Linked DNA regions of Mus musculus: region 2 is linked to region 1. Evidence: chromatin loops called from intact Hi-C (ENCODE). Cell type or tissue: gastrocnemius. All regions are shown on one strand.

Region 1 (2,500 bases):
ACATCAGCCGAAGACCAATCAATTGTTCCTGGGCCTGGGTGACATTTTCTTGTTATCTGGAAGGTAGGTGTGTGTGTATGTGAGTGTGCATGTGTGTATGTGTGTGCATATGTGTGTGAGTATGTATGTGTGAGTATGTGTGGCAGCAGGGCACTTCTGGGAATACTTAACATTTGAGAGAACAGGACTATATTTAGGCAAATCTAATTGTTTCAAGGGAAAGATTCCTACATTCTTTGAACATGTTTATCTGCTCATAAAAGACATCCTGAAGAGGCGAGCATTTGGCAGCCTGAATCTGGCACAAGTCAGAATGTCATAGTAGAAGAGGGCCTGAGAGCACAAGATCCCATCCAACCCTATTCATTGAGCAATTGGGAAATGCAATAGAAATCTTGATAACTCACATATAGGAGATGGAAAGTCAAACCCTAGAAGAGAAGACACTTGAGAACCCATTCTCACAGATAAGCATATTCAAGTGGAGATGCTCAGAGTACTATTACAATCAGCATTATTGGTCAAAAGCTATCGGGAGAGGGATCGTTACTTGACTGTTTAGTTCTTAAGTATGAACTTAGGTGACAACATCATGTCACAAAAAGATTGGACACATCTGTGGATAGGGACTCCCCCCACCTCCCATAGCCTTCTGAAATCCTCTACAATGTAGTTGCCATTGTCCTTTCCCTCAGGACTTAACCTAGCTCTAATATGCCAAGCTGTTAGGAGGCCTAGTATAAAGAAAACTCGAGGTTAGGATTTTGAGGGTATCAGACCCAGGATGGTGTGCACAACTGTAATTGCAGCCCCTGACAAATGGAGGCAGAAGGAGCTTAAATTCATAGTGAGTTTGGAGTGAGCCTGAAATACATGAAACGCTGCCATGAAGAGACATAAAATATGAGGGTAATAGTCGAAGCCCTGAAGCAGAATATTTTTGGCAGACTTGGTTCCTCACGTCTTCTGACTGTACTATAGACTACTTCCTGTGAGTCAGCTGTCCCCGAGGCCTCGTCTTGGCAGGCCACAGTTCTTTGTGGCTTTTGTGGAAGGGTTATGTCTGAGCAGCAGAGGGCAGTATGAACAAAGGCTGGGATGAAGTAGCAACTCAGCCTTGGTTCAGGAGCTCTGGCTTTGCAGCAATGAATGTCATTATGCATCCTCCCAGAGCTTCCTTCCTAGCCCAACCATCTTGCCCCTGACGCTACAGGTGTGTCTTTCTGTTATTCTTCCCACTTGCAGCAGACCAGAGTACTTAGTTTGAATGATTCATTTTACATATAAGTAACTGAGTTCCAAAAGAAGCCACTCCCTTAAGGATGTGCATCTAGGTAGTAACAGTTCAGACTACATGCTAGATCTGAGCTGGGGTCAGGATTTAGGCGCCAACTGCTTACTAAGATTAATTCAAGCCTAAGTGTGGTTTAAATGGCAGAGATGATAGGTGAAGATGAAGGACGAGACAGAGCTTATGACAGACAGAAATAGCAATAGCAAGGATTCTACAAATTGGTGAGGTTTCTTTTTCAATATATCTTTTCTATATTCCATTTCAACAAAAACCCTTTTCAAAAGAGGGTGCAGGGGGGTGGTGTAGCTCAGTGGTAGAGTGCCTGGACTGCATAGCCCTAGGTTTGAAGACCGACACCCCCCCCAAAAAAAAGAATTAGTAAATTCATTAAAAGTTAATTATAACTTATCATTTAATTGAATGGATCATTTTCTTGCATCTAGACAATTAAATCATGATATAAGAAATTCCAATTTTTTGCCTCAACCAAGTTCAACTTTTCCAAAGTCCGGTTCTCCAGAAATAACTGACCACTTTCCTGTGTGTCTTACACATCTTTCCAACCATCCTCCTCTTTGGAGCCCTGAGCCTCATCCCCGCAAGCTAGGATAGGTGGCATCCTGGTCCTAACCCTACCCAGGGAATTGTTCTCTGCTTAGCAGGGGTATTTCTCTGAGCCAGCTCTCGGGCTTAAAAGGCTTAATATATATGGACTTGTGGTGGATAGTCGCCATTGTCAATGTGATTGGATTTTGGAGTTACCTAGGAGACACACCTTGACCAAGAGAGGACATTTCCAGAGAAGTTTAAAAAAACAAAGACAAACAAACAAACAAACAAAACCATAAACAAAATATCCACCCTGAATCTGGGCAGCACCATACCACCTTTATTTACTTCCTCTGACTCCCTGTGGGTGGCCACTTGGTATGTTCCATTTCCAACTTTATGACCTTTTCATTCATATATATACATATGTATATATGTATGTGTGTGTATACATATACATATATATATATATATATATATACATACACATACATATACACATACATACACCATTGAGTATAATTATTATTGTCCATATGTACCCAGGTATGAGGCTATCCACTGGAGCAACTTACCAGCGGCCATATAAACAAAGGAAAACCACTCTCCCTCTGCCAGCAGCCAGCAGTAGCCAATGGCTTCTCAGCTAGGGGCGGG
Region 2 (2,500 bases), 97 kb after region 1:
ACATGATTGTGATGACTGTGATATCATACATTTGAAAGATCCTCAACATTCAAAACTAGAAAGACACAAGGTGATTCTCAACCATTTTTGTGCTCCCACTTGTAAGATGTTTTAATCAATATGGTCTCTGAGTAGTCCAAGTGTCTTTTGGAGATGCAGGCCATGTTGCCCCAACACCTCCCATTCTGGAACATGCAGGATTGCCTGGAAAGCATCTTGAGATTCTGACAGCCTTATGCCAAGAATAATGTTTTCATTTTTTTCAGAAAAGTTATTATAAGTGACATTAACCAAAAACACATTCCCCTCTTAAAGATCAAACAATGAACTAGGAAGATGGCTCAGTGTATAATGGACTTGTAAAGATTGGAGTTTGGGTCTCCAGAACTCACATAAAAGCCAGGTAGGCAGGTAGGTGTGGTAGCCTGCTGAAGTCTCAGTGTGTACAGGGAATTCCTGGAGCGAGCTAGCTAGCCAGACTAGCTGCATCAGAGAGCTGCTGTTCAACAAAACAGTCTGCTGCTGCAGTTAATAAAGTGAAGAATGACCCAGGAAGACAGTCAATACCAACCTCTGTTCTCTACACACAGGTACACAAGCATGTACGTACGTACAGCACATACACACAGGCACAAAAAAATAGAATTACTATGAATAAGGCAGTCTCCATAATTGCAGTCATTCACGAGTCCTCTTGCCAAAATCTGCACTCTCTCTAACATCTTCTGCTCTGAGGGAGTCATTGTTACCAGATCATCTGTGAATATATAAATGTGTGTGCTCATGAAAACATATAGAATGCTCCAAAAAGACTTTGCAGCCTTCTTGTTCACCTAAAAACATGTCACAAGTGGCAAGCTATGTGACCGCGCATAGCTGTAGCTCACTGTTTTTATTTTAATGAGTTATTTATTTTATGTGTATGAATGGTTTGTCTGCCTTTACCACATATGTGTAGTGCCCAGAGAGACCAGAAGAGAGCGCTCAATCCTCCTGGAACTGGAGCTATAGTTGGTTGTGGGTTGATATGTGGGGGCTAGGAGGCAAACTGAGTCTTCTGTAAGAACAGCCAATACTATTATACGCTGACCCATCTCTCCAGCTTCTGGAATTCATTCTTTTTTTGCCATCAAAAAGTATTTCTGTAGTAGGAACAGCATAGTACTTAGCATCCTCCTGTTGATAAACATCTTCCCAAGTTTTTGTTACTTAGAAAATATACTGCAGAGCACTTGTGTGTACACATATGCTGTATGTACCTGCAACCTGCTCTCTAGGATATGTAACATGTGGGCAGCATGGTGCATTTTTAGCTGTGGAGCATGCATTTCACACCATTGTCAGGCCTCACGTCATCAAGCTTGGATAGCTTGTGAGACCAATTCAGCGACTACTCTGGTGTTTGGTTTTTGGATTTTTCTGAGCTAGAATGCTTTCAGATGCAATATACTGTCCCCTTTGTTAGATGTTCTTTATTTACTTGGCCCATATTTTTAGTGGCTTTTTACAACAGAAGTTGTTTCACTTCACAGTTTCAAATATTTAACTTTGTTCCTTGCTTATCTGTTAAGTTTATAATATCTTTCTTGTTCCTTGGATGTTTTGAATTTTTGTGGGGAAATGTTATTATCACTATTTTTCTTCTATGGAGTTTGCTTTTTATGTCTTTTTCATGCAAGCCTTTCTTTAGTTTATAGCAAATTCTTGTGTTTTCTTGAGGTCCTTTCATTGTTCTGTCTTTACATTTTGGGCTCTATATTTTTGTGTGAGGTGTGGATATGCCTTGGCTTTTGTTTTTGAAAAGGCTGTTGAGCCACTGGCACTGTCATTGATGTTGTTTTGTTATTTTAATGCTTATTTATCAAATGCTTGTTTATTCGTGAATGGCTTCTGGCTGCCCAGCCTCTCCACTGTTTTCCTTATCTGCCTCTGAACCGCTGGCATGCTTAGAGGATTTTTACTGTACGGCTTTCCTGGAACAGCGTATCTACTTCTGCAGTCTTCAATCTTGTTTTCTTTATTGTTTACAGCTCCTCCTCACATGCCCTAACATCTTGTTTATTATGAGAGTGAAAGGGGAAGAAATGATTTAGAGCATTTGGCCTGTCAGTTGCTGTCTCTTTATCTTTGCATACTTTTATTTTTAATTTCATTTTGTTTTTTTGGGGGGGGGTATTTTTGTTTTTGTTTTTGAGTCAGGGTCTTTTACTGAGCCCACTGATTTAGCTAGATTCCCTGGACAGTGAGATTAAAGGATCCCTTTCTTGTCTTTGTCTCCCCAGTACTGGAATTTGTAGCTGTGTCAGTATACCTTAGTGACATGGATTCTCGGAGATCAAACTCAGGTCCTCATGCTTCTGTAGAATACATTACTGCCTGAGCCACTGACCCAGCCCTTCTCTGACATTTAAGATGTATATATACCACGTGAATGGCATTTCCCAAACAATTGCTGAGTAAATGAATACAAGGCAGTACTCTGACCAGGCATATTTTCATT

Evidence for each region. Hi-C counts contacts between places; a loop is a spot of excess contacts. Peaks named below come from ENCODE experiments on the same cell type or tissue, not always from the same donor. Only the 100,000 strongest peaks of a DNase experiment are listed, where the experiment ranks them.
Region 2: a loop joins it to region 1, with 2.1 times the contacts of the local background. A loop is called at or near these places in 6 of 42 quality-filtered maps.

Annotation. Positions count from the first base shown.
Region 1 is chr1:170,135,119-170,137,618 of GRCm38, reverse strand. No RefSeq gene overlaps it. Among named protein-coding and RNA genes, the nearest start is that of Uap1, 39 kb to the left of the region's middle. In gastrocnemius, a CTCF peak has its summit at 1,056 (motif pointing right); a DNase peak (open chromatin) is centred at 1,055; H3K27ac peaks cover 426 bases.
Region 2 is chr1:170,038,057-170,040,556 of GRCm38, reverse strand. All of the region lies in intron 1 of Ddr2 (discoidin domain receptor family, member 2), which reads left to right. Among named protein-coding and RNA genes, the nearest start is that of Ddr2, 50 kb to the left of the region's middle. In gastrocnemius, a CTCF peak has its summit at 962 (motif pointing right); no DNase peak of the experiment used is centred here.